Linked DNA regions of Homo sapiens: region 1 is linked to region 2. A link is a loop called in an ENCODE intact Hi-C map of the cell type or tissue named here. Cell type or tissue: PC-3. All regions are shown on one strand. Links, peaks and the distances in the headings refer to the core of each region. The heading gives the core; the rest is flanking DNA.

Evidence for each region. A loop is a pair of places that touch in the nucleus more often than their neighbours do. Peaks named below come from ENCODE experiments on the same cell type or tissue, not always from the same donor. Only the 100,000 strongest peaks of a DNase experiment are listed, where the experiment ranks them.
Region 1: a loop joins it to region 2, with 4 times the contacts of the local background. A loop is called at or near these places in 5 of 110 quality-filtered maps.

The regions. Positions count from the first base shown.
Region 1 is chr18:2,097,426-2,114,365 of GRCh38, forward strand. LOC105371956 (a long non-coding RNA gene) reads right to left here. Exons shown (of 3, transcript XR_935087.3): 2 at 14,219-14,311. Among named protein-coding and RNA genes, the nearest start is that of METTL4, 470 kb to the right of the region's middle. In PC-3, for the core only: a CTCF peak has its summit at 7,651 (motif pointing right); a DNase peak (open chromatin) is centred at 7,646.
Region 2 is chr18:2,294,639-2,311,578 of GRCh38, forward strand. No RefSeq gene overlaps it. Among named protein-coding and RNA genes, the nearest start is that of METTL4, 270 kb to the right of the region's middle. In PC-3, for the core only: no CTCF peak of the experiment used is centred there; DNase peaks (open chromatin) are centred at 8,093, 8,413, 9,363 and 9,953; H3K4me3 peaks cover 2,537 bases; H3K27ac peaks cover 4,163 bases.

The DNA of each region.
Region 1 (16,940 bases), core at 3,324-11,323, 200 kb before region 2:
CAAGCAGAGGCATAACGCGAGGTAGAAATTTGAATCTACACAAAAACATGAAGAGTGTCACAATAATAAAAGTGAGAATGAACATAGAAGATATTTTTTTTTATTTTCTGACCTTTGTTATAGTTGGCAATTGAAAGCAAAAAAAATGAGTGCACTTTAGGGTTAACAACATTTGCAGAAGTAAACTATATGACATTTATAGTTAGTTCAAAGGATGGGAAGAAGAAAATGGAAATATACAGCTGTACTGTTTTCTACGCTAACTGTGACATAGTATAATATTATTTGAAGGTAGACTGTTGTATGTTGAAGACATATATCAAACCCCTAGAGCAACCATTAAATAAAATAAAAAGGAAGGATAACTAATAAGCCAATAGTAGAGCTAAATTGGAATTATAGAAATTCCTCAATTAATTCAGACTGCAAGAAAAAAGAAAAAGAAAAGAAAGATGAGGTAGGAAAAATAGAACAGTAATTGTAGATTATTAATTTAAATCTAACCACATCAATAATTGCATTAAGTGTAAGTGGTCTAAATTCTAAAATTAAGGCGGAGGTTAACAGACTGGAGTACAAGAACTCCTCCTCAAATTGAAAGATATGGATTGGTTAAAAGCCAAAGGGTGGAAAAATATACAGCATATAAATACTAATCAACAAAAATCTTAAGTAACTTAATTAGTATTAGATACAGTAGACTTCAGAACAAGAAATATTCTCAGGGATTGAAAAAGATCACAGCATTAGAATTCATCAAGAAAAATTAAAATTCTAAATGTGCATTCACCTAGTGAAGGAGCTTAAAAACACATAAGACAAAAAGTGAGAGAACTGAAAGTAGAAATACACAAATCCACAAATATAAATGGAAATTTTAATACTCCTCTCTCAGTACATGATAGAATGAATAGAAATTTAAAAATCAGTAAAAACATAGAAATTCTGAACAATATTATCATCCCATTTTACCTAACAATCTACCAATCAACAGCAGGATATACATTATTTGCAAGTGCACATGTATCAATGTTAACCATATTGTGAGTCATAAAACATGATTCTACAAAATTTTTAAGTCACACAAAATATATTCACTGAACACAATAGAAGAAGCTAGAACTCAATAAGAGAATAATATCTCAAAAATCCCCAAATGTTTGGAAACATCATATTTTCAACTAATTCATGAGTCAAAGAAAAAAATGGCAAGGAAAATGTGAAATGTTTTTAAAGGATTTGAAGTGAAATCACAACATATGAAGATATAATGAATGAAACTAAGACAGTCCTTAGGAAGAAATGATCATATTAGAAAAAAAAAACATAAGTTTTCAAATTAATGATCTAAGCTTCCATCCTAAGAAACTGGAAAAAGAAGAACAAATTAAATCTAAAGCAAAGAGAAGAAAGGAAATAATAAATAAAAATAAATCAGAAATCACTTAAATAGATGACAGAAGATCATGAAGAATCTCAAAGCAAACAGAAGCTGATTTTTAGAATTCTTTGATATCAACAGAATTGATAGACCTCTAGCACAAGTGTTATGAAAAAGAGATTATCAATATTGGAAGCAGAAAAGTAAATAACACTGTTGATAAAACAGATATTGAAAGGATAATAAGGACACTTTACTAATAACTTTATGCCAATAAATTTGATAAATTAAATTATGTGGACTAATTCACTGAAAGATATAAACTACCAAAGCTCAAAAAAGAAACACATTACTTATTCCTATGTTTGTTAAAGAAATTTAATTTATGGTTTAAATCTTTCCCACAAAGAAAACCAAGATGGCTTTACCAGTGAATTCTACTAAGCAAGAAAGAAAAGAAAAGAAAAGAGGAAAGAAAAAGAGAAAGAAAGAAGAAAAGAAGAAAGAAAGAAAGAAAGAAAGAAAGAAAGAAAGAAAGAAAAAAGAAAGAAAGAAAGAAAGAAAAGAAAAGAAAAAAGAAAAGAAAAAAGGAAAGAAAAGAAAAAAGAAAAGAGAGAGGGAGGGACAGAAGGAGGGAGGGAGAAGAAAAGAAAAGAGAAAAGAAAAGAAAAGAAAAGAGGGAGGGAGGGAGGGAAGGAAGGAAGGGAGGAAATCTGCAGATCATCCCTCATGAAAATAAGTGCAAATATCTCAACCAATTAACAAATCTAATCCAAAAGTGTACAAGAAGGCTAATATATCATGACCAGATTGTTTTTTCCCAGGATTCAAGGTTGGTTCCACATTCAAAAATCTATTAATGTGGTACATTATGTCAACAGAATAAAAAAAAGAAAACTCTATGATGACTTAAGCAGATGCAGTAAAAGCTTTTGAAAAAATACAACACCCATTCACAATAAAATCTCTCAACAAACTACAAATACAAGGGAACAGCTTTGACCTGATAAGAACATCTTTGAAAACACTGTAGTTAACGTAACACTTACTGATGTAAGTCTGAATATTCCTCTCCTCATCCCCCTACCACCAAAATCAAGAATAAGACAAGAATATCTGCTCCAACCATTTCTGTTCAACATAAGAGTAAAGGCCCTAGCCAATATAGTAAGAAAAGAAAGATAAATAAAAGACATACAAATTGGAAAGGGTGAAATAAAATAATCTTTATTCACAGACAATATTGTCTACTTGCTAAGAAAAAATATAATATGTAGCAACAAATAATTTGATGTTGAAAAATAAAACTATTATAATAGCTTCAAAAAAAGAAATAATTAGGTATAAGTATATAAAAATAGGCATAATAGCTATATTATCAAAACTACAAAACACTGATAAAAGATATCAAAACAGGTCTGAATAAACAGTGAGAAATACCATGTTAATGGAGTGGTAGACTCAATATAATTAAGATGTCAATTCTCCCTAACGTATCTAGAGATAAAATACAATTCTAATCCAAATCTGAGTAAAATTTTTTAAGAAACTTAAAAGCTAATTGTAAAATGTCTACGAAAAGGCAAAAGAGCTGAAAGAGCTAAACAGTTTTGAAAAAGAAAACAAAGTTGGAGGAGTCACACTAATTGTTTTTAAAATGAAGTACAGTAAGACCTCACTTAACACCATCAATGGGTTCTTGAAAACTGAGACTTTAAGTGAGATGATGTACAGGAGGTCCTCAAGTAAGATTGTTTCATTCTACATTGTTTTGTTTTAATGTTGATGTGGGAAAAAATTAGTTTTATTATAATACATATTGTTTCACTTAAAGTTGTTGTTTCCAACAACCTATTGATGACCTTAGCTGAGGACTTACTGTTTCAAGAAGTCATCAAAAGCAATATGGTATTGGAAAAATGATAGACATATATATCAATTCTATAGAAGAGAGAGTCCAGCAATAGATATCACATTCACCCACTGTGTTAGTCTGTTTGCTATATATACCTGACACTAGTTAATTTATAAAGAAAAGAGGTTTATTTTGGCTCACAGTTCTACAGGCTGTACAGGAAGCATGGGGCTGACATCTGCTTCTGGTGAGGTCCTCAGGAAGTTTACAATCACGGCAAAAGGCAAAGGGAGAGCCAGTGTATCACATGGTGGGAGGGAGCAAGAGAGAGAAGGGAAAGGTCCCAGACTGTTTAAGTAACCAGATCTTGCATGAACTAACTAAGCAATAATTCACTCATCACCAAGGAGATGACACTAAGCCATTCACAAGGGATCTGTCACCATGATCCAATACCTCCCACTAGGCCTACCTCCAACATTGGAGGTCACATTTCAATATGAGATTTAGAAGAAACAAAACAACCAAACCACATCATTCTGCCTCTGGCCCTCCAAATGTCATGTTCTTCTCATATTGCAAAATAAAATCATCTCTTCCCAATAGTACTCAGGAGTTTTAACTCATTCCAAGGTCACTTAAAAGTCCAAAGTCCAAATTCTCATCTAAGATTCAAGGCACGTTCCTTCCAACTATGAGCCTGTAAAATCAAAAACAATCTATTTACTTCCAGGACACAATGGTGGTACAGGCAATAGGTAAATACCGGCCTTTCTTCCTATCTCACAAACTACTTGCTCCATCTTCTTTGCTGATTCTATTATCAACCTCTTAATATTGAAGTTCCCCAGGACTCCATCCTGGGTCTTCTTATTGATAACAATTTTTTTAACGATCTCAAGTTATCTCATGTTTTAAACATCATCTACAGGCTTCTGATTCTCAAATTTATATCTCAATCTGGGTGTCTCCTAAACTTTAGAATTCTATATTTATTGCCTTATTCAACATCTCCACTTGGTTGACTAATACACGTCTTAAAATTAGCATCTCCAAAGACAAACTACTGGTCCTGTCTCCAAAACCTGCATTCTAGGGGCGCCTCCATTTCAGTCTATTGAAGTCCCTCCCTTCAATTGACTGAAGGCCAATCAATTCAGAACAGTCCCTTATTCCTCACTCTCACAATCCTCTCCAATCTATCAGCTTGTTCTATTGTTTCTACCTTGAAAATACAATATCCACAATCCAACCTCTTCTCACAATTTGTGTTGCTACTACCTACCAAAGCCATCATCATATAAGGGATTTCTCCTTTTTTCTCTCTTGCTCCAACCCTGCCAATATATTCCCCACACAGAGCTAGGAAGATCTTATTAAAACAATTCAGAGCACTTGCTTCTTATGCTCTTCCAATAACTTTTCATCTCACACAGAGAAAAAGGCAAGGTCCTTAAAATGACCTTCCATTTCCTTAGCAGGTCAGTCCACTCTCTCTTTATTAATACTGTGTGCTTCCTCTTGCTGCTGTGGTCTCTCTAGCTGATGGCTGTTCTAGAGCCATCCCTCCCCAGGGCCCTTTTGTTTCAGTTCCCCATGCATAGAATACTCTCTTCAATGATATAGTGCTCACTCTCTCAAATCTTCAAGTCTGTTCAAATATTATCTTTTCAGCAAAGCTTTCCCAGGCCCTATAACACCCCATAATACTTCCCACTTCCATGTTCTCTTTTTTTATGCTCATAATACTTAATAAACTATATTCTTATTTATCAATACATATTCATATAATACACTCACATGTACAAATACATGCACATATATATTTTTCTTTTAATGATTTGTCTCACCTCAGTACTATTGTGTACAATCTATGTGGACAGTGATAATTTACCTATTTATTTACTGTATATATTTCTGTATTATCTATTTATTTACCATATTTCATATATTTCTGTATTATCTATTTACTGTATTTTCTATATTTCTGTATTATCTATTTATTTACTGTATATTTTCTTATATACTATTATTTCTACTGTATATCTCTAATACAGTAAATAAATGAAATTATTTACTTACTATATTTATTTATTTACTGTTTATTTCAAGGATTATTTTACTGTATATTTCTATATTTATCTATTTATTTACTGTATATTTCAGCCATCAGAAAAGCGACTGGTTGAGAATAAATATATAAGAAATAAATAACTGAAAGACTCCAACACTTTTTTCCTGCAAGATCTGAAAACATTCATAGATACACCAAATGAACTAGCAATCCTAGTCTTCTATTTAATAAGTATGTAAGGAACATCTGAGATTTAAAACTTCAGTTTGTTTCCACAATGCAAATGTGTGATTGATTTCCCCCTCACTTTTTTTTCACAGAAGTTTCTAATTCTATGAAACTTTTTTCATATATAACACCATGCATACAAATTTGACCGAACCAATGGCGAATTTTCTTCAACAATTTTTGGCTGCACTAAATTTATACTAAGTCTGAAAAGAAAGAATATCCTTCGAATGACTGAGAAAGTCTTATAGGTTCATTATCCTTTATTTTGGAGAGGTTATGTTAAAAAGAGGATGACATTTGAAAGAAAAGCACATAATATAATATCAAAGTGAAATATGGGAAACTACTCATTCGTAGCATGTTACAGATTTATCAATAATTTACAATTGTATTTCTTCATCTTATTGTACTTCTCTTAATGAAACTAATTCTCTTTATCTCTATTTTTATGAGTTATCATTAATATCAATGGACTCAAATTGCGATTTAAATCTACAGTTTAAAAAATCATATAATGAAACTGAGGAGGATTTATGCTTATAAGACAGTTTTACAAGTTTTCCCATTCCCAAAAGAATTGAGTGGAATCTGTAATGGGTAAAGAGATCTTATTAATTTTGTCAGATTTTTTTCTTGTCAACAGGAATAATGTAAAAATGATTTTTTATGGTTGAAGTTACCAACCAAAACTTATTAAAAAGTGGCTCATGTGTGAGAGTGAGCCATCTAAATTAGGTCAGGTCAAAATGATACATCCAGTTATCTCATCCTGACTTCTGGACTTGCAGCATAATAATTCATGGAAACATTCTAAATGTGCGCTCATAAGGATGATCTCGAAATTCAGAACAGCATCTTAAAGTACAAGAGGTGGAAGAGAATAAATTGGAACTCAGGATGGGTAAAAAATATATTTGTAAACCCTAAAAAAGCTTTCTATTTTAACTTACTTCTAAAGAAGAAAGGATTAAAAAGGTGTTTGTCTGTCAAATAACTGGTAGTTTTAAGCACAATTCAGCAAGGAAAAGTTCTTTTTAAAATTTATTTTAGTATCCTTTTTTATAAGTTCTTTTCAGCAAAGTGTTTTTCATGTTGTAGAATGTATTAGGTTTTCTAAATGTATTGTAATGAGAAAATTATAAGTTGTGTACTATTATTAAAAGTTATTAACTATAGCAATCAATAAATAACATTTTAACATAAAGTTTAATCATGGAGTATTTATGTTCTCTCTGGCCCTAAATTTCTTCAATTTGCATAAATATAAATTACAATATGAAGACTACTGGCCAATTATCTCTAATGTTGAAGAGGAAAACAAAGCTCATAAACACATATTGGTTAAAACATAATATAATGTCAGGAGGCCCCAAAAGGATTCATGATGGAAACTGGACTCGTTCCCTGCTCAGTACATATTAGGTATCTACGAGCCTAATGAGGAAGGTGAAAGGCTGGAGACTCTGAACGAGGTAAGATAGAGACAGTAAGATGTGTTAACAGAGGTGAGTAGGAAAGGCTCTATCCCAAAAATAAGTGACTGAATGATGTCAAAGCTCAACCAAGAAAGAAGAGCAATCTTTTGAAGGTGGCATTCTGACCTAAAATGTCAATCCTATTTTACGTCGTCCTACAATCTCCGTTCATTCCATTTATTTAGGGACTTGTTACATGTCTAAAAGTTCTCTTTTAAAATCTGAAGCTTCTCATTAGGGCTACACATTAAATTTTGATCAACAAGTTCCAAAAAAAAAAAAAAAAAAAAGAATTCATGTACAGCTCTCTGAGGGAGAGCAGGACAAAGTGAGAGGGAGGTGCAGCTTCCGTTCAGAGAAAGGTGCCTCCCATCCCCGGCTCACCAGGTTTCCCAGGGATAACGTCCGCCTCAGCGGGTCACAGCAGCTTTGGGAAGCATTAGAGACCTGTATTCTTTTGTTCTATCCAGTAAGGACACTGAGACTCCAAGTCATCTGCCTGTTACTGAGCCTATCTTAGGTAGCTCAAATGCTTTCCTTAGTGACAATTTCTTCCCAGCCCAGACCGTGCATCTATGGTTGGTGGTGTTACTGTCCTCGGTACCATTCTCCCGCCAGCAGGGGGCGCTGCTTCGCTTCTCCCCCCCAACTGCTGTAATTCTGTCCCTGCTTTCTGTCTCATCCCGCCCTCCTAAGTTCATCAGGTCCCTCATGGCTCCCACATGCCACTCTGACTCTTCCAATCAGATATAACATACCAATGAGATACCGAAAATATTCTTTTCAGACCATCAATCAAAGTTGCCGTCCATGTTTCAACTTTGGGGATTCAGTTCTCTCCTACCTCTGGGGTAAAATTCCCAACGAATCCAAAGCATTCTTCCTAAAGGTGGCTTTGTCTTCTCCTCACTCTTTTGTCATCTTACCATTGTCTCCAACAGACTAATCAACAGTCTAAAATCCTGTCACTTCCCAGGAAGCACAGGCCAATTTGGCTCTCGCTTGCGGGACACTAGCCTTCCCACTCAAAGCTTACGGCACAGATGCCAAAGGCTGCCCAGTTCGGAACCATACAAATAAGAAGCACAAGTGCTATTTCCAAAGGTCCAAAACACAATTTGCTCTCATAAAAAGTATAACCACTATTCAAAAAACAGTGAGGGGAGGTTTCAAAAAAACTATTCTTACTTTCTGAAGTAAAATAATTCATACACTTGGTCAATTAAAGCACCTGCAATCCCAGCTAATCAGGAAGCTGAGGTGGGAGGATTGCTTCAGCCAAGAGTTCAAGAGTTCAAGACCAGCCTGGGAAACTTACTGAGACCCTGTATTTTAAAATATATATGTGTGTGTGTGTGTGTGTGTGTGTGTGTGTGTGTGTGTGTTAAATTCCAACATAAGAAGTGAAAAATAGAGTCCTGAATCCCATACAGCTATCGGGATGCTTCTCAGACCCCAGTACCATGGTCATTTTGACAATATCCCCAATCAGTCTTTACACGGAAACAATGTTAGACACCAGCAGGAAGGGTGCAGCCAATGGAAGTTGGAATCAAAATAGGCCGGGGCTGCATCCGCTCCTCTACCTACTAGCTGTGCGACCTTGCACAAGTTTACCAGTCAAGTGTGAGAATTGGATCAGGTGGCCTCTCTGATCTCTTGGGACTCAACAGACTCCAAGGCTCTTACCCCTTCCCCACATGGGAACCAACTAGCAGATGCTCCCCCTTTAAAACGTGCACTTTTCTCTGGTAAAATAGCATTCTCTTCTTCTCTAAAAGAAGCTCAGTCAATAAAAATACCTACTCCAGAGACTGAGATGGGACGGGTCACGTTAATCATTTCTCCCTGTGTATCAGATGGGAAAGCTTTTTATTAGGGATCATTTGCCGGTGATTTCCACAAGGAAAATAGGGCTTTATTTTACTACAAACTATAGGTAAAACTCGTGATGAGAATTTGGGCCATTGGCCATTTGAGACCCTGATACAGGTCAACCTTCCTGGAATTCACCAGCTCATTACCATTAGTACTAAAGCAATAAACACTCACACACCACAAGCTCACCCCAATTAGTATAACTGCCTAAGAATTCTTTATCTTGCTTGATTAGTTGCATGATGCTCAACGAGTCCATTGATCTCACTCTGCCTCAATTTCTCTGTCTCTAAAATAGGGTGCTTCCCTTTTTAAATCCTTCCATTTTACCCAACTTAGGGCAGGGTAAACTGATAATGTGAGTTTTCAGATCAACGGCTCCCTGCTTTCCTTCAGTTGAACTGGAATTATCCAACTGCTAGTAACACAGTTAAACTGAAGTTTCATGAATACAAAGTTTTATACAATGAGCTATTTTTTTTTTAGTACTTGCTATGTGCCAAGCACTTTTCTAAAAGGTTTACATGTAGTAGGTCCTATAATTTAAACAACAACCCTGCAAGGCAGGGATTATTATCACCTCTATCTTACAAATGAGAAAAATGATGAACAGTCACCACGCCTACTCCAAGCTGGAAGACTGGGGAGAATGATCATTAAAATTCAGCTGAAAATTATTTTTACTTCAGCTTGCTTCCAACGAGCAAAGAAATGGTGCAAAGGTTACATGGGCATAAGACCATTAAAATGGATATGGCCCCTGTTGACCCTCTAGGTCCTCACAGGGCTCTTGGAAACGTCCCAGGTCAGTGAAGCTGGACTACAGGGCAGGATCTGCTGTGTGCAAGTCATGCAGGCCCACGAGCTCCCTGCTTACAGCCAGAGTCTCCTTTCCACCATCTACCTGAAGTTCTTCCTATACCACCTTGCATGTGTCAATGTTCACGCCATCTTTATAGCCCAAGTCCACTGCAGGCATGACCATAGCTCACCCGAGAGTAGTGTTTGCTTTCATCACAACACCTAAAACAAATGGGGCAGGGCCTGAGCTGGTTGTTTAGCTTGGTGGTGAATGAGCATGGTCTTTGGAGCTAGACTTTTAGGGTGCAAGTCCTGATTCCAGCACTTTCTAGCTGTGAGACCTTGTGTAAATTGCTTAGCAGTTGTATCTCTTCGTTGGTTCCTCATCTATAATGTGCCTAATTATTGTCAGGATTAAATGAGTCAACACATATGAAATACTTCAAAGAGTGCCAGGGCCATAGTAAGCCCTCAATAAATATTAACTCTTACCTTTATCACTATTATCTCTTTTTTTTTTTTTGCTCAGGCTGGAGTGCAGTGGTGCAATCTCAACTCACTGCAGCCTCCACCTCCCGGCTTCAAAGGATTCTCATGCCTCAGCCTCCTGAGTAGCTGGGATTACAGGCACATGCGCAGCTAATTTTTGTGTGCGTTTTTAGTAGAGATGGGGTTTCGCCGTGTTGGCCAGGCTGGTCTCAAACTCCTGGCCTCAAGTGATCCACCCACCTTGGCCTTCCAAAGTGATGAGATTACAGGTGTGAGCCACTGTGTCTGGCCACTGTTACCTTCATCATTGCTATGATGTTCTTCTCCAGTTCAAATACAAAAGCTTTTCTGTCCCTGTCATTCATTCATCCAGAAAAGGATATTTGTGTCTATTACATGTCAGGCACTCTAGCAGGTATCAGAGATTAAAAAAATAGAAAGAAAGAAAAAGAAAAAAGACAGCACTATTGGTAAGAGTCTACTGAAGAATAATATCAAGTTAACGGACACATATATTATTAAACAATTTTCTTACCCTTCATCCCTCAAAAGCGATCATGCCACTAGCACCAGAGCAATACATCCTAATTATTCAATTACATTCTTTCCTGGAATGGGTTTTTTTTTTCCTAAATCAGGTAAAGCAGAAAGGTGCATTGTACAATTTTTCAAAGACACTCATAAAATTTAATTTGATTACTATGAGAAATATGAATATTCCTTAAAATAAGTTATGTGAAATGTGGCAGGATTGTAGTTCAATGTTTATGCTTCATTCCTACTTGGTTTCATATAACCTACGCACTCTGGGCTCCAAAAAAGTTTTGTTGTTAAGACCAGTTTATTTTATAATCTGGTATTTAATCCAGGAAACTTCTCTCCCACCTGGGAAAGGTTCAGAAAGATTTTTCTAGTGAGATGCCTAAATCAAGAAACCCTGGACTGATTAGCTTAAACTAAAAACAATAGCAGCCCTCATAATCAGGTTAGAGGAAGGTAAGAAAAATTCAACCTCCTATATCAAGTAACAGATCCTGGCCTTGGTTAAAATCCAAATAAAGTAATGAGTAAAGAATCCTCTATTTCTCGGCTAGGGAGAAAAGGCAAGGCAGTGAGTCGCAGCAACACACACACCCAATACTGCTCTGCACTCTTTAGATCCTAATTAGAGAAAAAAAGTGGTTTCCACCATGGGGACCCTGGTGCCGTTAGCCACTCTCCACAACATTCCTCCACAATGACCCAATTCCTCCTGCATCTGTGTGTTGCTGCTCTACCTAATGTATTTTTCTCTCTCCCTCATTTGGCTCTGTCATCTCTCTACGGCTCCTTTTTTTTTTTCCTATCATTAAAAAATAAATTCAGGGCCCGGTGCGGTAGCTCATGCCTGTAATCCCAGCATTTTGGGAGGCCAGGGCGGGCGGATCACAAGGTCAAGAGTTCAAGACCAGCCTGGCCAAGATGGTAAAACCCCGTCTCTACAAAAAAATACAATTATCTGGGCACGGTGGCAGGCACCTGTAATCCCAGCTACTTGGGAGGTTGAGACAGGAGAATGCTTTGAACCCGGGAGGCAGAGGTTGTATTGAGCCGAGATCGCTCCACTGCACTCCAGCCTAGGTGGTAGAGTGAGACTCCATCTCAAATAAATAAATAAATAAATACATACATACATAAACAAATAAAAAATTCAGTGCAATCCTCTCCTGCCCACTACACTTTGCTTATTTCTTATTTCCATCTCATGTGCTGAAACGTACTGAGCATGCATGCACACACACTGAAACACACACAGACACACTCACGCCCAGCTTCCAAAAGATTTTAATACAAATGCAGGTGGTGGCTTTCAAGTCATAGATTTTTGACCCTAGATATCAGGTAACTATTCACTGTGACAAAAAATAAAGGAGATTATTGTGCTAAAACAGAAACAACCTGTTCTATAAACTGATACAGTTTTGTCTGTTTACCTGATTAAGCAGTTTTTATTAATATTCTTCACCTTGATGACTCCTGAAAAAACTTGGGGGGCTAGCCTAATTTAACTAGAAAACTTTTGATAGCAGTGAAGCTCCAACTACTATAACTTGTTACTAAAATTATCATTATAAGCTAAACAATAATAATAATCTACATCATGAAGCTTTTGATGTGAATAAAAATTATTACTATATCTAGGTTATTAAAATATTCCCTGCATATTTTAATGCACATTCAAATCTGTAAGATAAATGAAAATTGCAACCAAACAGACATGTGATATGATTTAAATTAAAACATAAGAGCATAGAGCACAGTGGGGAGGAAGGGATGAATACATAGAGGAGGGAATGTTTTGAAGACAGTGAAGCTCCCCTGTATAATACAGTAGTGGTGGTTATATGTTCATTACAGATTTGTCCAAACCCACAGAATGGACAAGAAAAACCAGGAGCGAATCCCAGTGGGAACTATTGACCTTGGGTTATAATAATGTGTCAATATAGGTTCATTGATTGCAACAAATGTACCACTCTTGGCTGGGAGTGGTGGCTCACATCTGTAACCCAGGACTTTGGGAAGCTGAGGAGGGAGGAACACTTGAACCCAGGAATTCAAGACCAGCCTGAGCAATTTACAGAGACCCCCATCTCTAAAAAAAAATTTTTTTTAATTAGCCAGAAATTTAAAAAATTAGCCTGGCATGGTGACACACGCCTGGGGTCTCAGCTACTTGGGAGGCTGAGGTGGGAGGATCGCTTGAGCCCAGGAGGTGAAGGCTGTAGTGAGCTGTGATCACACCAGTCCACTCCAGCCTGGGCAAGAAGGGAGACCCTGTCTCAAAAAAAAAAAAAAAGCAAAAACCAACAAAAAACAAAGACACCACTCTGGTAGGGGATGTCAACAGTGGGGGGCTGTGCATGTCTGGGGAGGTTGTGTTTGTAGGTATATGTGCATCTTTGTGCCTTCTGCTCAGTTTTGCAGCAAACCTAAAACTTCTCTTTTAAAAAATCTATTTAAAATGGAAAAATGAGGCAAACAGGCCAAGAAAAGAAACGTTAAAAAAAAAAAATTAGTAAGACCACAGAGAAAGTGTGCTTTAAAGTATGCCACTGTATCAAAGAGTAGGCACACCAAGTCCAAATATAAACCCAGGAAGGAAATTATTTGAGTCAGGCATATGTGCAGGTAGCTGCTTATCTCTGAGTTTCTCCACCTTTGCACTGTTTCGCATTCGAGATTATTCTTTATATGAGGAAATTTTCCTGTGCCCCTTGAGTGACTTTCCTTCTGTTATCCACTGCCAATGATCAGAAAACCTCTGAGAAAACAGAGGTAGAAAACAACAGTAGAAAATGAAGAAAGCACAAGACTCCCTCATTTCATCACCTCCAGCAACTTCATAAGAAGTCCTGTAATTATAACATTGTAAGATTTGAGATGAAGCAGTCTAATCCCTTCTTTTTAAAATGAGACATTGAAGGCGAGAGATGCTAACCCCCAATTACCCCTCCAGAAACAGATCCCAATTCATGCCCAAGGAGTTCAGCTCAATATTCTCTCAAACAGGTCATATTGCAACATGAAGAAGAAAGAAAAAAGGAATTAATTTAATAGAAATGTGCTTATGGCTATTTATTAAAATGTCTATTAAGTATTGATAATCCTGGGTCTTGGCTCCAGCTCCCCATATGTCCGCCCCATTCGATCCTTAGCTGACCACACCCACCACCTGCCCAAATCCAAGACTCCAGGATGACAGCTCTCCAGAACAACAAACTTCTGTGCACAGTGAATATCTCCAGTACTACATGCTTGATATATTCAAAAATAACCTAATTGTCTTATCTGGACTCAAATCTATTCCTGATCCCCTTCCTGCAATGATGGCCCCACTAGCCACCCAGCCACCCAGCCAGAAGCCCTCCAGAGCTCTAGGCCCCTTTCGTCCCTCAGTCCCCTCCTTTACTTGCTTCTCCTGCCCTGTTCTTGCTCCACCTAAGCATCTGCCTCATCTAGTGCTTCCTTTCCGTCCCACACAACTGCCTTACCCCAGGCAGGCTCTCATCATTTCTCATTTGCAGGCTGTGGTAACTTTCCCATCATTTTTCTCTGATCTCCACATTCCTTTCAGATGATTCTTTCTGAAACACAAAGCAAATGTTGTCGCTTCCTTAAAACCCTTCCATGTCTCTCCATCACTTTCAAAACAAAGTCTCACACCCTTACTTCCCATGCAAGGTCCTGAATGTGTGAATCCTGCATTCTTCTTCAGCCTCGTTTTGCACTGCTTCTCCTCCCTCGCCTATGGGTGTCAATTCTCAGCTTCTTAAAATTTGTTGCAAGATACCCTAACATGACCCTGCTCCTTGGTGCTTACTGGAGTCCATCTACCCCTCCTGCCCTGCCCCAGATCAACCGAGCTGAGTCCTCCCCACTCTTCAAGGCTCAAGTCACAAGTTGTCTTTATTCTGTGGGACCCACATAGGAGTTAGTCAGAGTGATGGGATGGCCCCAGTATCAGGATCTTATAATCAGGGAGGGCTTCCTAATCTACATCTCCATGAAAGCTGTGGTGAAATGGGTGGGAAAAGCAGGGCCAAATCTCCCTCCCAGAGCCAATCACTAACCCGTGAGGTTTAGCTAATTTGCATGTAGCCTCCTTGGGGACGAGTGAATGACAAGCCCCCAGGAACCACTGCAGAAAGAACCTTCTACACTATAGCAGATTGGAGTCCTGAGATCCACAATGGTGGGCGTTGGTCTCACCACACCTGTGCAAGCTGTCTGTTCCCTCTTGAGCACTTGTGAAGGCTAGTGCATTGCAGAGGCTCTCTGGACCTGGCTCTGAGAGAAGGCTCATTCTAAATCCAATGGCCTGCACAGGCAGGCACAATAAATGTAAATAATCTGGAAAGGCTAAGCCGGTCGAAGCCAGCCAAGGGCATGCAGCTCTTACCCCACTAGCTTTGATATTTGGGGTTGCCCATCCCCTGCACCCTTCACCCTGAAGGAATTCACTGTTCTCCCCCACCTCCTAACACCTCCCAGCACTTCTAGGAGCTCCTTAGAACAGGAGTTGCTTTACTTAGTGCCTCATGAATAATAACACTTAATAAGTGTTGGCTGTGTGAATGAAAACATTATAAGAAGTGCCACTTCCAGATTCGGTGATTCCTCGCTGTTTTGAAACCAATAGCTAAATGTGTTTTCTTTTGTGCATAACGTTGAAACTGCTGTGACAAATACCAGCTAAGTTTGTTATATTTAATGCCTCCAGGTAATAATTTCCTCTCCTAATTTTTTTGTGCTTGTTCATCCTCTGAGTCATCGTTCCTCCCTCATTTCTTAAAAATGTCTTTCTGATTCTGCTTCTAAAGGTTGTTTAAAATCGAAAGGCCGATTTAATGAAATAACTTTATGTGAGACAAGGAGCTGTTTTGCTCATTTTTCAGGGGCTGGCACCACCACACAATACTCTCTTCAGACTTTCCATTTTCATTAAACAATTACATTTCAGTTGTTTGAGTCTCATCTAGTGTATGTGATCTTTTGCAAAATTTTAACAAATTCACCAAAATAATTGCAATTTCTTCCTCCTAATTGTAAGAGTTGAAACCTACAAGTTTACCAAAAGTGGTCTTCGAAAAATTATTAAGATTTTTCAGAATTTGCATTTTTCCCAAATACTCAGGTTTCTAAGGATTGAAAACAAGGAGATAGGAGAAAAGCATCATGCCATATTCATATATCACACATCCCCTTCTGCAATTTAGTTTCAAATCTACAAGAGAAATTATTGCAGTAGGTGGCATGAAGTTAATCTCTATTCATTCACATTTGCAAAAACACCACACATGATCAGACTGCTGAATGAACTTGCATTCACAAATTCAAACCAGGGATGATCCATCTTGAAGATGACATAGATACCAAAATCCAGGCAAGCAAAAGTAGAGAACAGCAAGGCATTGATCAAAGGAACCAGGTATTATGTTTTACTATATTTTAATTCAGTGACCACTAGGACTAGCGGTAGATGCTAAGCTACCTAGATAAATAGACAGGTAGGAAAATAGATGTTTTAAATAAAGGAACAAAAGGTTAAGTAAAACTGACAAGCATGGCAATAGAAAGTCATATTTATTCTGATTTTTAATTAAAACTATGACCAAAATAATAAATGTTCTCCTGTGAATTGGGGGGTCTAACATACATACAATTATAAATGAATATTAAAAGGCTTTGGGTTGGTATTTCCTAGTATCTTTCCTCTTACATCATGCTAGTCTAAAAAGTACTATAATAAACTTCACCAATTTAGTGAAAGTTCTCCCCCTTGTTCCTTTTTATAACTTTGCAGTGACTATAAATAAAGGTGAGGAACAAAATCATTATTTTTGAGTAAAATGCTAACCACATTAATTTGCAAGTCTGATTGGTATCTCTTTCAGAAAATCACAAGTAGTATAAATAGCATGCAATGTGAAATTGTCATAGTAAAAACTGCATACCCTTGCTTAATCTATATCTATCTCATTCAGAGATAAAGTTACTGTATTATGCTTTTACGATAATCACTAAAAATTATATTTTTGAATGGTTTTTGTGCAACAGACTTTCAAACCCCCTTATTTTCCCCAACATTATTACATTTGAATAAATAAATTAGGTATATAGGAAGGACTTTAAGGGAACCAAAATATAATCCAAATGTAGGCATGTACTGAGTTGATATAAACATTTATTTTCCCTAAGGTAAGAGGAAAAAGC
Region 2 (16,940 bases), core at 4,035-12,034:
CCTTTCTGATTTCTTTTGAAGAGTGTTTTGTAATTCTCATTGTAGAGAGATCTTTCACCTCACTAGTAACCTGTATTCCTAGGTATTTTATTCTTTTTGGGGCAATTGTGAATGGGATTGCCTTCCTGATTTGGCTCTCAGCTTGACTGTTGTTGGTGTATAGAAATGCTGGTAATTTTTGTATGTTGATTTTGTATCCAGAAACTTTGCTGAAATTGTTTATCAGCTTAAGGATCTTTGAGACTATGGGATTTTCTAGATATAGAATCATGTGGTCTGCAAACAGGGATAGCTTGACTTCCTCTCTTCCTATTTGGATGCGCTTGATTTCTTTATCTTTGCAGATTGCACTGGCCAGGACTTCCAATACTATGCTAAATAGGATTGGTGAAAGAGGGCATCCTTGTCTCATGCTGGTTTTCAAGAGGAATGCTTCCAGCTTTTGCCCACTCAGTATGAGGTTAACTGTGGGTTTGTCAAAGATGGCTCTTATTATTTTGATATATGTTCCTTCAGTACCTAGTATGTTGAGAGTTTTTAACATGAAGGGATGTTGAATTTTATCAAAATCCTTTTTCGCATCTATTGAGATAATCATGTGGTTTTTGTCTTTAGTTCTGTTTATGTTATATGATGAATTGCATTTATGATTTGCATAGGTTGAACCAACCTTGTATCCCAGGGTAAAGCCCAGTAGATCTTGGTGGATTAGCTTTTTAATGTGCCACTGAATTCAGTTTGCTAGTATTTTGTTGAGGAGTTTTGCATTAATGCTCATCAAGGATATTGGCTTGAAGTTTTCTTTTTTGTTGTTGTGTCTCTACCAGGTTTTAGTATCAGGATGATGCTGACCTCATACAGTGAGTTAAGGAGGAGTTCCTCCTCCTCAATTTTTGGAATAGTTTCAGTAGAAATCGTACCAGCTCTTCTTTGTACATCTGACAGAATTTGGTTGTGAATCTGTCCAGTGCTGTGCTTTTTTTGGTTGGTAGGCTATTTATTACTGATTCAATTTCAGAGCTTGTTATTGATCTGGAACAAATATTTCTTAAAAGAAGACATATAAGTGGCCAAGAAATAGGTGAAAAACGTTCAACATGACTAATCATCAGGGAAACACAGACAAGACTGCAATGAAATATTCTCTCACCATAGTTAGGATGCCAACTATCAAAAAGACAAAAAATAACATATACTGGTGAGGATGTGGAGAAAGGGAACTCAGATGCTGTTGGTGGGAATGCAAGCTAATACAGCCACTATGGAGAACAGTATAGCAGTTTCTCAAAAAACCACAAATAGAACCACCATAGGATCCACCAATCCCTCTACTGGACATTTACCCAAAGGAAAAGAAACAGTATATAAAAGAGACATCTGCACTCCAGTGTTTATTGCAGCACTATTCACAATAGCCAAGATACGGAATCAACATAGGTGTCCAACAACAGATGAATGAATAAAGAAAATGTAGTATATATATAATGGAAAACTATTCAGCCATAAAAGGAATGAAATCTTGTCATTTGTGGTAACAAGGATGAAAGTGGAGGCCATTATGTTAAGTGACATAAGCCAGGAACATAAACACTGCATGTTCTCACTCATATGTGAAAGCTTAAAGCAGCTCTCATAGAAGTAAAAAGTAGAATAGAGCATACTAGAGGCTTGGAAGGGAAATGGGGAGAGGATAATAGAAAGAGATTGGCTGAAGGAAACAAAATTATGACTAGATAGGAGAAATATGTTCTAGTGTTCCAAAGCACCATAGAATGACTATAGTTAACAATAATTTATAGTTTTAAATGGCTAAAAGGATATTGCATTTTCCCAAGACAAAAAAAAATGATAAATGCTTGAGATGATGGATATGCTAACTACCCTGATCTGATCACTATGGAGATTAGGGACAAGTATTGAAACATCACTAGGTACCACATAAATAGTATAATTATTATGTATCAATTAAATTAATTTTTAAATAAAAAAAGATATACTGATAAGGAAGGAAAATATAAAACTTTGTTTGCAGATGACGTAATTATCTATGTAGAAAATTCAAAAGAATCCATTCATTAAAACTGAGACCTAAGACGCAATTACAGCAAAGTTTCAGGATGCAAGGTGTTAAATCAAATTTAGCCTAAAGCTGCCTCCTTACATATTTTAAGTTCAACCTGAAGGTTTCTCTGTACATGAGCTATAATAAGTGGAGATGTAAACAGACTATAGACTACTCTTGTGTCAATTGCCAAGTTTTGGCCAATCACATGTGGCCAGCTTTTCAAACTGTGTTCAAATAAGGCAAACGCCAAGCTGTAACCAATCCAGCTGTTTCTGTACCTCACTTCCATTTTACGTACATTATTTTCCTTTTTCATCCATAAATCTTCTACCACTTGACTATGCTGGATTCTCTGAGCCCACTGTGGCTCAGGAGGCTGCCTGATTCACAAACTGTTCTTTGCTCAAATAAACTCTTTTAAATTTAATTTGACTGAAGTTTTTTTTTTTTTAACCAATGGTTAATATACAAAAGTTAATCACTTTCCTATATACTTGCAATGAACAAGTGGAATTTGAAATTCAAAGCTCAGTACCATTTACATTAGCATCCCCTTAAAAATAAAATACTTAAAAATAAATCTACAAAATATCAGCCAGGAATGGTGGCTCACATTGTAATCCCAGCACTGGCCAACACGGTGAAACCCCATTTCTACTAAAAACACAAAAATTAGGTTGGCATGGTGGCATGTGCCTATAATCCCAGCTACTCAGGAGGCCAAGGCAGGAGAATTGCTTGAACCCAGGAGGCAGAGATTGCAGTGAGCTGAGATTGTGCCACTGCACTCCAGCCTGGGTGACAGAGCTAAACTCCATCTCAAAAAAAAAAAAAAAAAAAAGAAAAAATAAATAAATCTAATAAAATATGTACAAGCTCTATATGAGAAACACCATAAAACTTTGTTTAAAAAAAAGAAAGAAAGAAATTGGGAGATATTCCATGTTCATGGGTAGAAAGACTCAATATTGTCAAGATGTGAGCTCTTCCCAAATTGATATATAAGCTCAATGTGAGCTTAGCCAAAATTCTAGCAAGTTATTCTATAGATTCTAAGAAACTGATTCTAAAGTTTACATAAAGGGGCAAAGACTCAGAATAGCCAACACAATATTAAATGAGAATAATAAAGTTGGAGGACTGATACTACACTACTATAAAATGAAAGGAATCCAAACAGTGATAGTGACAAATAATAGACAAGCAGATGAATGGAACAGAATACAGAACTCAGAAGTAGACCCATATAAATATAGTCAACCAGTCTTTGACAAAGAACAAGGGCAATACAATGAAGAAAAAATAATCTTTTCAACGAAAGGTGCTGAAACAACTGGACATTTACATACAAAAAAAATGAATCTAGAAACAAGCCTTACACCCTTCACAAAAATGATCTCAAAATGGATCACAGACTTAAATGTAAAATGCAAAACTTTAAAACTCCTAGAAGATAACATAGAAGAAAATCTAGACAATCTTGAATTTGGCAATGACCTTTCACATACAACACCAAATGCATAATCTGTGAAAGAAAGAACTGATAAATTGGACTTCATTAAAATTAAAAATTTCTACTTAGCGAAAGACAACATGAAGAGATGAAAAAGACAAGTCATAGACTAGGAGAAAGTATTTGCAAAAGACATATCTGATTAAAGACTTTTATCCAAAATATGCAAAATCTTAAAACCACAACAAGAAAACAACGTGATTTAAAAATGGTTGAAAGACCTTAATGGACACATCACCATAAAAGATATACAGATGGAAAATAAGCATATGAAAAGATGCAGCACGACATATATCATCAGACAAATGCAAATTAAAACAACAATAAGACACCACCACACATCTGTTAGAATGGCCAAAATCCAGAACACTGATACCACAAAAGACAGATGAGGATATGGAGCAAGAGGAACTCTCCTTCATTTCTGGTGGGAATGAAAAATGGTACAACCCCTTGGGAAAAACATTTTGGCAGTTTCTTACAAAACTAAAACTATTCTTACCATACAGTACAGCAATTGCACTCTTTAGTCCTTACCCAAAGGAATTGAACACATATCCACAAAAAAACTTGCACATGGATGTTTACATCAGCTTTATTCATAATTGCCAAAACTTGGAAGCAATTAAGATGTCCTTCAGTAGGTGAATGGAAAAACTATGGTACATCCAGACAATAAAATATTATTCAGCACTAAAAAGAAATGAGCTATCAAGCCATGAAAAGACATGGAGAAACCTTAAATGCACATAACTAAATGAAAAAAAGTCAAACTAGAAAGGCTACATGCTGTCAGTTTCCAAGTATATGAAATTCTGGAAAAGTTAAAACTATAGAACAGTGAAAAGATCCATGGTTTCCAGAAGTAAGGGGTGAGGGAGGAATGAATAGGCAGTGCACAGGGAAGATTTAGGGCAGTGAAAATACTGGGTATGGTACTGTAATGGTGGACACATGTCATTACACATTTGTCCATACCCATAGAATGTACAACAACAAGAGTGAACCCTAATGTAAACTACAGACTTTGGGTAACAATGATGTGTCATTGTAGGTTCATCAATTGTAACAGATGTACCACTCTGGTGAGGGATGTTGATAATGGGGGAAGCTATGCATGTGTTTAGGCAGGAGGTATATGGGAAATCTCCATACCTTCCTCTCAGTTTTACTGTAAACCTAAAACTGCTCTAAAAAAAAATTTTTTTTCAAAGTAAAAAATAATAACGGCCAACATTTTGTCAAATTTGATAAAAACTATAAACCAACACATCTAATATCTCAGCAAACCCCAAGCAGAGGAAACATAAAGAAAACAACATCCAGTCAAAACTATTTATAAAGGGAACCAAATCAGTCTAAACCACTGATAAAGAGGCCAGATGCAGTGGCTCATACCTGTAATTCCAGCACTTTGGGAGGCCGAGGTTGGTGGATCACCTGAGGTCAGGAGTTCAAGACCAGCCTGACCAACATGGTGAAACTCCATCTCTACTAATAACACAAAATTAGCCAGGCATAGTGGTGCACACCTGTAATCCCAGCTACTCGGGAGGCTGAGGCAGGAGAATCGCTTGAACTGGGGAGGCGGAGGTTGCAGTGAGCCAAGATCACACCATTGCACTCCAGCCTAGGCAATAAGAGCGAAACTCTGTCTCAAAAATAAATAAATAAGTAAAAAATAAAAAACTGATAAAGAGAAAATCTTCAAAGTAACACATTACATAGAGAGGAATAAGAGAAGGAAGATAGATGATTTCCCATCAGAAATAGAAAACAAACAGCGAGAGAGACTTAAACGTATTCATATCAACAATCACATTAAGTATAAATAAATGGTCCAAATATTCCAATTAAAAGGCAGAAACTGTCAGATTAGATTTCTAAAAAGCAAAATGCAACTATGTGCTCCCTGTAAGAATCACATTTAAATATATACACATAGGTAGGATAAAATTGAAAGGATGAAAAATGATAAATTATGTTAACATTATTTTCTTTAAAAAACTAAGTGGCTATATTAGTCCCACAAATAAGCAGATAAGAGTAAAAACAGATAAGATTCAAGACAATACTAGTTGGTAGGACTCAATTTTTATGGTTTATGTCTTTTTTTATACAGTAGATACACAAACAGAAACTCCTACTTTCTTGTGTATTCTGCTCTTGGTTTTGAATATTTCTTATTCAGTGCTTCCTTCCTGCACGAACAAACAGCATCAAGTACTGTTCATTGTTACTTATAAGAGAGGTGCAGTGAGCTTCAGCCTTCTTCATCAACTTAATGTAGAAAGTCTCATTTCTAAATATCTTCCTTGGATCTTTTTGCTAAAGGGTACACGATTCTAAGGCACAAACTTCTGCACTGCCTTGTCTTACTGGAATCCTCTATCAGAAAGGAAGCAAGTACAGAGGGAGAATAAGGCTGAAATTGGCTCTTTTATTAGCTGCCTTATCTATCAGCTAGAGAGTCTAACAAGCATGTATATCAATTTGGGTTCTTTTTTCAAAAGCAAAAGGGGCAAATTCCAGCTAAATTAAGCAAAAAGAGTAAGTTTATTGGAAAAATGCAAAGTAGTTTACAGAATCAGAAAAGAATTCCAAAAATCAGTCCTCAGGATGACAACCAGGGCACTCCTGAGGTATGGGAAGGAGATAGTAACAGACTTTTCAAGGCAAAACAATGGCCCTCCTCAAAGATGCTCACATCCTATTCCCTAGGACCTGTGAATATTTCATATTACATAACAAAGAGTGATTAAGCTTGCAGATGGAATCAAGATTGCTACTCATCTGACCTTAAAGCAGAGAGAGTAGCGTGGATTCCCAGGTGGGCTCAATTTTATCACAAGGGTCTTTAAAAGTGGAAAGGGGAGGCAGGCGAGCTGAGTCAGAGGAGAGGTGACGATGGGAGCAGCATCAGAGAGGGGCCCTATGAAAAGATTTCATCTGCCTTTCAAGATGGAGGAAGGGGAAAGGGGCCAAGGAAAGTAGGAGGCCTCTAGAAGCTGGAAAAGACAAGGAAACAGCTTCTCCTCACAGCCCTGCCAACACCTTAATATTAGCTCTGTGAAACCCCTGTCCAAATTCTGACCTTCAGAATTATTAATATAAGGCAATATTTATTGTCATGTTTTTGTAAGCCACCAAGTTTGTAGAAAGTTGTCACAGTAGCAATAGAAAAGCGGTAAATCAGGATGAATCAACTTCAATCAAATCCTTTGGGTTGTTCAGTACAGAGTCTAAATTCCAGGGAGAATATCGGATTGGCCTAACCTTGATCACATGACTATTTATTGGGCTGAGAGGGTTGTTATCTTGATTGACAGGGCCACCAAGATGAAAAAAATATTCCTCAAAGCAAAAGCCAAATCAGAGTATGTTACTAGAAGGGGCAATGGGTGCAATATAGGCAAAAACAACAGATGTTTCTACAGTGGAACAGACTTTCATCTTACCCAGAACATTCCCCCACAGGCAACACAGAGATAACCAAAGTTTCACCTGACTTGCCCAAGATTTTACTCCTTAGAAACAAATAAAACTACAACTATCATTAAAAGATCAAATCTGTTGAACAGGTATTTCTCTAAAGAATAATAAGAACCATGAAAAGATACTTAACATTGTAACATCTTTGCATTAGGGAACTGCAAATCAAAATCATAACAAAATAGTACTGCATGCTCATTAGGATGACTATAATCCAAAAGAATAAAAAAGAAAATAACAGGTGTTGGTAGGGATACAGATATAGAGAAACTGGAGCTCTCATGCCTTGCTGGGGGGCATGTAAAATGATTCTGCTGCTTTGGAAAACAGTTTGGTGGTTCCTCAAAAAGTTAAACATATAATCCAACAATTCCACCCAAAAGAATTGAAAGCAGGGTCTAGTACACCAACGTTCATAGCAGCTTTATTCACATCAAGCCAAAGGTGGAAGCAGCCCAAATGTCTACTGATGGATGAGTTGATACACAAAATGTGGTATATATATGCAATGGAATATTATGCAACCATAAGAAGATATGAAGCTCTGATGAAGCCAGACACAAAAGGACAAATATTGTGTGATTCCAGTTGCATTAAGTACCCAGAATAGTCAAATGCATAGAGACAGAATATAGCATAGAGGTGAACAGGGGCCTGGGGATGGGGGAAATGTGGACTTTTTGTTATGGGTACAAAGTTGTTTTTGTGATGATGAAAAAGTTCCAGAAATGGACAGTAGTGATGTGTGCACAACATTGTAAATGTACTTAATGCCATTGAATTATACACTTAAAAGTGGTTTTAAAAATCAAATCTGCATGGCTTATAAATGATTTCATTCATTTAATTATCAAATGTGTATTGAATGCCTCTACTAAATACTGGAGGTATAGTGGAGAGCAAGACAGGCTTAGCCTGTCCCCTAGAAGAGAAGGCAAGTCAAGTTTCCAGGGTGAAAATCTGTGTGTGTCAGCAGGACATGTACGATGGAAGAGGATGAATGTGACTGGAACACTCAGATATTTAGGGAGAATATTGCAAGGAATTTTAGGTGTGTCCTACCGGTCAATGATTAGTCACTGTTCTTTGCATTCCTTTAAAGAAACAGAAACACTCCATTTGCCTGCATGCTCCTGTTAGATATAGTGAACTCCAAGTTTCTCTTCAAAGAATCAGTATGTCACTATGTTCAGCTCTCTTTTTTTTTTGTTATACTTTAAGTTTTATTCTTTGATTCTCCATTTTAAACTTTAACTTTCTGGTTCTCTTCACCCGCTTGCCTCCAGTTTCAGTAAATAACTTCCCCGCCAGTTCTAATCAGTAGTTCACATCTGTTCCCCTGGTCACTTGCTCTGACCTGAATCATCCTGAGTTACCCGTTCTGTAACCGCCCCTCCCACCAAACTACTCACCCTGCCACTCCAGGTCATACCCCTGCTCTCTTTAAAATAGCCAGTGGGAATTAGCTTAGACTGTGCCCTCCAACCCTAGCCGATACTGGAACGACACGGCAGTAGGGGGAATAAGAACCCCCTCCCCTCCCTTGTCCAAATGTACACTTGCCATTACTCCATCCACAAGTTGCACCCTTCTCCAGAAGTAAAACTTGCCTTGCTGAGAAAATTAAATTTCTGTTCGAGTGCTATTTCTTCACCACACAGAGGAACAAGCATTTTGTTGCTAACACTCCTTAAAATCAGAGTAGGCTTCTGCTACTTTGTATCCACCATGATGTGCTTTGCACAGTATGTGCTCAGTACCTGTTTTAGAATTGGATTTGGAAGGCTGAAATGGGAGGATTGCTTGAGCTCAGGAGTTGGACACCAGCCTGGGCAACACGGTAAAACCCTGTCTCTACCAAAAATACAAAAATTAGCCAGGTATGGTGTGCACCTGTAGTCTCAGCTACTCAGGAGGCTGAGGTGGGAGGATCCCTTGAGCCTGGGAGGTGGAGGGAGGTTGCAGTGAGCTGTGGTCGAGCCACCACACTCCAGTCTGGGCAATGGAGCAAGACCCTGTCTCAAAAAAAAAAAAAAAAAAAAAAAAAGATTTGGATTTAATTTCCAACTAGAATCATTGGGGAGGGAAAGGGAAAAACTTTCAAACGTGAAAAATTTTTTGAAGTACTAGATTCTAACACTTCTGATTTGCTGGACTTCCACCCTACATATGTACCAAGGGTCCTCATGTGTTTTACTCCCTAGGCTGAGACTATTTGAGGAGAACATGGAGATCTTCATTCCATTTGGCAGTCCACTGCCTAACTGTTCCTCAAACATGACTCATGAGCAGCAGAACTTTTTTTTGCTCCTGGCAAAATGACCCTCTAGGTACTTCAGTGAACAGATCTCTAATTAGATTCTCTCTTAACAGTCCTTGTAAAGTTGGAGAGGGCTCACCAAGTAATTGGAAAAGTAGTTTAGACTCACAAAGGAAAATAGATTAGACATGTTTTTACAGTGTGCCTCTCAAGTCCAGCTGACTAATTTGCAGTAATTTTCTATTATTGTTTTAGTCTAGGTTTTCCTATTGGTTAAATTTAACTGAATGGGACAAACGAAATGAATGGCAAAGATGCATCATTTACTCTGGGAACCCTGCCTTTAATACTGTTTAATAATTTAATTTGTAGATGGTTAAATTATGTAAATTCCAAGAGGTGTAAAAGGTTCTGAAACTTTTGCTTCTACTGGGCTTTTTAACCCAAAGAATCAAAGGAAAGTTTTGTGACACAAATGACAATGACTTTATGCATTTGTTGTTGCTGCCGTTCTTCAACAAGGTATTAAGAGGCCAGCCATTTCCACAGTTTGCAGATATCAAATATGAATCATAACAGGAAAGCCCACATTCCTCTGATGTAGAAATAAATAGAAAGTGTGTAAGTCTTTCTACCTCTGCTCCATGTCTATTTCCTGATGGGCTGACTAGTTGGAGAGCAATCCCTCTGGAGCAGCTAGACTGACAAACTGAAAAAAATTAGTTGCTTTTATTTGTTTACACATTTTGCCATGGGAGTTTCCAGCAAGCATGTACAATAATAACTTGATAAGTAAATTATGCACTACATCTTATTTCAATTTCTTCTAAGTAAGTTCAACAGAGGAGCTTTCCTTGTTATCCTAAAATCATAAAATGGTAAAACATTCATTTCTGGTATACTTTTTGCTTTCTTTTATTATTCTGTGAGACAATGGCACTTTGTTTTGACAGATGTGACTGAAATATCCTGGCACAGTTGCAAATCAGATTCAGACCAACTAGTTGTAAAGCAAATAGCCAGATGATAGAATGTGTTATTAAGTATTTATGAAGTAATCTGGGAGAACATGCAGCTGGTCCCCTGCTCCTTAATAGATGGAAGAGTTGCCAGTATATTTCACTGATTGATTACATGAATTTCCTTGTTACAATGCTGTATTAAAAAAACGGGATTCTAATCACCTGATGCCTTTTCTCTCAATAACTGTCTTTCTGGAATAAAAAGGGTGCCTATTTTCCTACTAACAGCAGAAACAGCATTTGTTCCAGAGAAATTCTAAATAGACATATATTCAAATATAGATTGTATTCTAGAATTACTTAATTAGATTTGCCTCACTAAGAACTTTGTTTGAAATGAATCATGTTGTCAGTAAGTCACTATATGTAAGTCATAGATCTAGCTATTCTTTAATATACTGGGAAGATATCTTTAGATTTTTCTCAAAAAAAAAAAAAGTCAGCTTGTTTTCCCTGAAATACTGCATAAGCTCAAATGAATGAACAGAATTACATAAGCCTTTTCAGATAAATTTACTTTGAAGCCGAGAATATGTCCAAAACATGTTAGTCCAAAGCTGAACAGTATTGGAAAGTTCCAGTGATTATAAATAGAATTTCTAAATTGAAAATGTCATTTCAGCCTTCTTCTCCACCTCACTGCTGTGATTCTAATAATTGCTCTTGTTGCCTTAATTTCCTTTAGTACAGCGTGACCATTTCCTAGGATCATTGAGTACCGTGTGATCTTTTTCAGTTATATTCAGTAGCGTCATAAAGATTATCTGGTAGGGAAAAACACATACTCATAATATGAATAACTTTGCATAGGTGACCTTTAAAACCACTGGTTAGCTTTCTAAGACACCAACACCCGCAGTAGCAATGGTATCCTTGAAGCCACTTGAGGGTTCATTCCAGTGGTCATTTCCCCTTGCACCTTGGTATAATCTACACAGTAGTATCAAGGTGGGCAGTCTACAACCACAATTATTACAAGTAGTAATTATTCTGATGTACTGCTATGAAAAATTAAATATAGATTTGAAATTTAGGACCTAGATCGGGACAATAAAAATAATCAACTCAAATCATTTCTTTCAGCAAAGCCACAAGTGAAGACACATAACTTTCTCAAAACCCCAGGGCTATTTGGTTGCAGAGCTTAGAATAGAACAGGCATCTCCTACATCCAAGGTCAGTGTTAGACAGGCTACAGCTGATGGTTTTGACTGACACTTATAGAATAAATTATTCTGGAAATATTCTTCTACCATGACTATACTATCAGCCTCAGTATACAGTAAAAACAAACACACAAATATATGTTTAAATCACCGAGAAACAAGAATGGAAAAGATTCATTGTTTACTTCTTGTCAGCCTGAATTTTTATTACAGAAATACAGAAATGCTCATTAATAACTTTTACACACCAAGTAAACTCCAAAAACAGACCAAATAGCTGGTATTTAAGTCTGTTGCTATGTGTCTCTGAATAAGAAATGAGGACTTTTGAGTGGAATAACATAAAAGGATTTGTCTGAAAAGTCTGAGCCCTTTTACTTCACCTAGAAAGGAGGCCAGTGTCACACATCTATGGAAAAAATAAAAGTAAAAAAATTACACAGGAATAAAACACATTAATATCTTCTTCCTCAAAACTACACCAGTCAATAAAGAGTTCTTCTTTGGGTATATTTTCAGAGGATTTTAAGAACCTGCAGCATGAGAACAGGACCAAGCAGGTTTGAATAATTCATTTAAATAAAATCTGTGTACCCACTAATTCTCAGCAATACCTATGGGATCATTTGTATTTCCAAGTGCTCTAAGTTCATGTGGCAATAACACAATGCTCATTTGTTTATGATGGCCTCATCTGTTTTTAATTCTCCAGGTTTATGCTCTCAGGAACAATGCCAATATCCTATTCTTTTCTAAAAATTAACTTCCCTTTTCCCATTTCTTAAAAGATGTCTTTACTCATTCATTTATTGCAAATATTAACACCATCCAGCATTCTCTCCTTCATCAGCCCAATTCTTTAGCTCCAAATACATATTTTTCCGTCAGAAAATATACCTGTTTCCTCTCAAGGCCACCCCTGCTCTCCTGTCACCTCCCCCTCTCTGCCTTCTCACCATCTTCACCTTCTGTTCATTCATTCAACAAATATTTCTCTTCAATCACTCCATAGATTCTTGCCCCGCAGCCCAAAAATATGTTCTGGTTGTTCCTGAATGGAACAAAATCTTTACTTGATGCTAATGCCTTTTCAGGTTCTTTTTCAGTTGCTAACTTTGCCAGGCAAACTGAACATATCTACAAAAAAGTATATTACAATAGAATGCTTCAGGTCAGGGGGAAGTGTTCAAAATACACTGTATTTTAAAAGCAAACACAAAATAGTATAGATAGCATGATTCCAATTTGTGAAAAACGTGTGTTTGCAAAGGAAAAGGCATAAAACAGTGTGCACACATACCTAAGCAAAAAGAGATAGGTTCTCTGAGTAATAAAATTACATTTGATTTTTATTTCCTTTTCTTGTGTATTTTCTAAATTTTCAGAATTTTATCCTATGAATACATAATATTTGTAAATTGAAAAACCTTGAAATGAATGCTACTGATGGATTTGCTGAATGAACCTCTGTGCTCTGGTTTGATTCACAAGGCATCGGGACTCTCAAGGGCACTTTTATCTGCAGGGAATCTGCAATTCCAGGTGATACCATTTGGATATTTGTCCCCTTCCAAATCTCATGTTGAATTATAATCCCCATTGCTGGACATGGAGCCTAGTGGGAGACGTTTGAATCATGGGGCCAGATCCCTCATGGCCTGGTGCTGTCTTCATGATAGTGAGTTCTTGTGGTCATTCAAAAGTGTGTGGCACCTTCTTCCCACTCTTGCTCCTGCTTTAGCCATGTGATGTGTCTGCTTCCGCTTCACCTTCTGCGTAAAAGCTCCCTGAGGCCTCCTGAGAAGCTGAGCAGATGCTGGTGTCATGCTTCCTGTATTGTCTGCAGAACCAAGAGCCAATTAAACCTCTTTTCTTTATAAATTCCCCAGCATCAGGTATTCCTTTATAGCAGTGCAAGGATACTCTAATACACTAGGTCCTTCCCTTCTGTCCTCACCTCTCCCCCTTCTCTCCCACCAAGTGGGGACTCATCTCTCTCTCCTCTCTCTCTCTCTCTCTCTCTCTCATCTCAAATGGAGATGTCCCCAACTGTACTGTCCTCCATTCTGCTCCTGTCACTCTTCATTGATCTGTAAAGAATGACAGAATTCTTTCTTTATAACTTCAGCTATGACTTCTGTATAGATCCATTCTAAACATTCATTTCCAGCCCTTCACTGGATATTCCTCTCGAATGCTTCATTCAGCATTACCTCAAATTCAACATTCCAAAAATCTACTTCATCACTCCCCTCTCTTCCCAACCCAGTTCTTCTCTTAACCTTCCCTGCTTGTGCCGACGGCATCATTCATCTCGCAAAGATTATCGTTGAGGCTGCTTCCTTTTCCCTGTGTATTTTGCCAAGTGTTATGCATTTTTCTCTTCTTCTTTTGAATAGTCTTTTATGCTTTTCTTTCCATTGCCACTGCCACTATCTCAATTTGGGCCCTTCTCACTTTGTGCTTGGACTCCTGAAATCAGCCTTCTTAATATTCTCAACACCACACCCTCGACTTGCTGTCTCCCAAACACAAGTTGTTTCTCTCCTTGGACTCCACATCACCAGAAAGCTGGTGATAGTTCCTACAACATCACATGAAAGCTGGTTAAGAATGCAGAGTCCACTCCATCCTCTGGTACAGCCTCTGCATTTTAACAAGCCTGCTAGGTGATTCATGCATCCACTGATGTTTGAAAAGCACTGGTTTGTTTGTACAATGATGCCCACCCTTCTAAAGAGTCTTTTCTTATCTAGCCATATTCTCCCATCTCAGAGCTGTCCTTCTGAGGCTGTTCCAGTCTGACTTACCTGCTCTCATCCTTTACTGAATGCCTGTTGCAGGTTTCCTCTCATTTTGGTGCTTAATCATCTGTTTCTCTTTTCTCGAATGTGTCAGCCTTCCCCAGCTAGATTGCAATTGCCTGAGCAAAGGCTTGATATGATTTTTCTTGTACACCTTGGAAGATGATAAATGCTTATGGATCAAATATATTGGTTCAATACTTTTTGGGCTGAAATTCATTGAAGTGTTTTCATGTTTTAGAAACATTTGATTTTATTTATACCACATTCTACTGCCTTTTTAAAGCTTATTCCCTGCCTCAGAAGAATTCAGTGATATATTTATCTCCCTAAATAAAGTGATGGAAGTATTTTTACTTGTAGCAGGTTTTGCAACAAGGAATCGCTAATATTCATTGATTGTAGCAGGTTTCGCATGTACATGATTTTAGCATGTACTTGTAGCAGGTTTCGCAACAGGAATCGCTAATATTCATTGATTTCTATGTTCCAACCATTTTTTGGCTTACTGTATTTTTAAACCTTGCTACTCAGCTTTGAAATGTGTGCAGTTGTTTTCCAGCTCCATTTTGCAGATGGAGAAAACAAGGCATAGAGAGGTTAATGATCTTGCTAAGGTCACACAGCAGTAAGTGGTGAAGCTAAGATGGGAACCCACAATGATTATTAACCATTAGGTATACAGTCTACTTAATTTGCCCATATAATTAACATGCACTATTGATTCCAATTAATCAGAATAACAGGGAAAAGCCAAGAGATGTGAAGATTAATTACAGAATGCCTGTAAGACATTTTATTTCTTGAAAAATTAAATAGGTATAAAACACACTCCAGTTTGGGAGTGTTACGGAATTCTTCTCCATCGCTATTTACACATGCATGTGAATCTGTAAGAGCAGCTCCTGTCACTTTTATCATAAAGATAGAAGAGTTAAATGATAATCATTTCTTTGCAACCTTCAGGATCTGCTGGTAAGTTCCTGCCCTTGGGTAACTGATCTTTTACAGAAATTTTTTTTTCTGAGAAGCCTATACCAGAATAGTAATGTGTTGACTGAAGTGAATACCCTATGATGATTTTGTGATTGCTAGGAAATCTAAAGTAACCCAAATCTTTAGCAACAAAATTAAAGTTGGTAAGAAGAAGGTGCAAAGGTAGAGGAACAACCCGAACTGCATCTTCACACCTGAAGCATTACCGAAGCAGCAACGTAAACATTCAACTACATTCTATAGGATTTCAGAAGGAACATGTAAAACAATCCCCTTCATAACCACTGTATTTCAACAACGTGTGTTCTTTCCAAATAGATCATCCCACAGCAGGAAATGGTAGATAGGAAAAGCGGAGGTTCTAGGGAGGAGGCCAGCCTGATGTTGAATTCCAATTAACCTCAGGCAAGTTGCTCAGCTTCTAAGAACACCTGGTTTCTACTCTGGAACGTCAGGATAGAAGATCCCTCTTGCAAGGCTTTCTAAGAATAGAATAAATACAACATATGTAAATTTCCTGGTTTACAGGAGGTGCTCCAAATATTACAGCTAGCATTACCACTTCGAGCCCAGCAGTTACCAGAGTACTGCTGATTACAAATAGGAAAAGCAGTGCACTTTCTAAAAATGTACCTGCGGCAAACTTTAATAAACAAAATCCCCAGTCATTTCAAAAACAGGTAATTAGCAGATAAACTAAGAAGTTCACGGATAAAGAGACTGGCTGCAACAAAGAATTCTCAATAATTATAGGTTAGAATGGATGGGTGTTAAAGGCTTATCACAGCAATGCAGAAAAGGTACTGCCTGCTCGACTCCATGAGCTCTCCTCATTTTCTGTATCCTTTTCTAGAAAAGTTTGTACCCTGGTACTTAATACAGGAGTTATTAAGAAATAATTTTTAGGCAGCTATATAGGGTAAAGTTTCTCGGTGGAAACTAACAGAAAGGCGGCTTAAAGAGCCAGGCCAGCAAGCTTTGATATGCAAATACCAGCAAACAGAAACTGGGTCTACCCAACATGGTGATTCCCGCCATCTTCTCCTTGTCACCAGGTGTGGCAAGTGTCATGGCCACCCCGACATAACAGTATGTGTTCAAAACATCATGGCGACCCGCATTTGCATAGTAAAGGGCTAAGGTGGGAGGGCCAGATTTTTTCAGGGCTACGTGAAAGACACACATGGTTTAACCAGTCCCCTGGGCCTTATGCAAACTAGACACCACCTCCTTCAGCCTCCCAATATAATAGACCGCCCTTCTGCCGCACACAAGGTTTCTCTTTTGTCCAAGCCCTCCTCCTTTGTCTCTGTACAGGGGAGCTGTTCTCTTCTTTCTTCTTTCTTTCTTGCCTATTAAACTTTTCACTCCTCAAAACCACTCCACGTGTGTCTGTGACATTAACCCTACTGAAGCAAGACCGAGGACCCTGGTGTTCCTCCAGTCATCAGAGCTGTATCAGTACCAAGATTAAATTTGTAAAATCTCTCCTAGTTCCCTACATCTTATTTAAGAACTAAACATTGGTCCGGGCACAGTGGCTCACACCTGTAATCCCAGCACTTTGAAAGGCTGAGGTGGGTGGATCACTTGAGCCCAGGAGTTCAAGACCAGCATAGGGA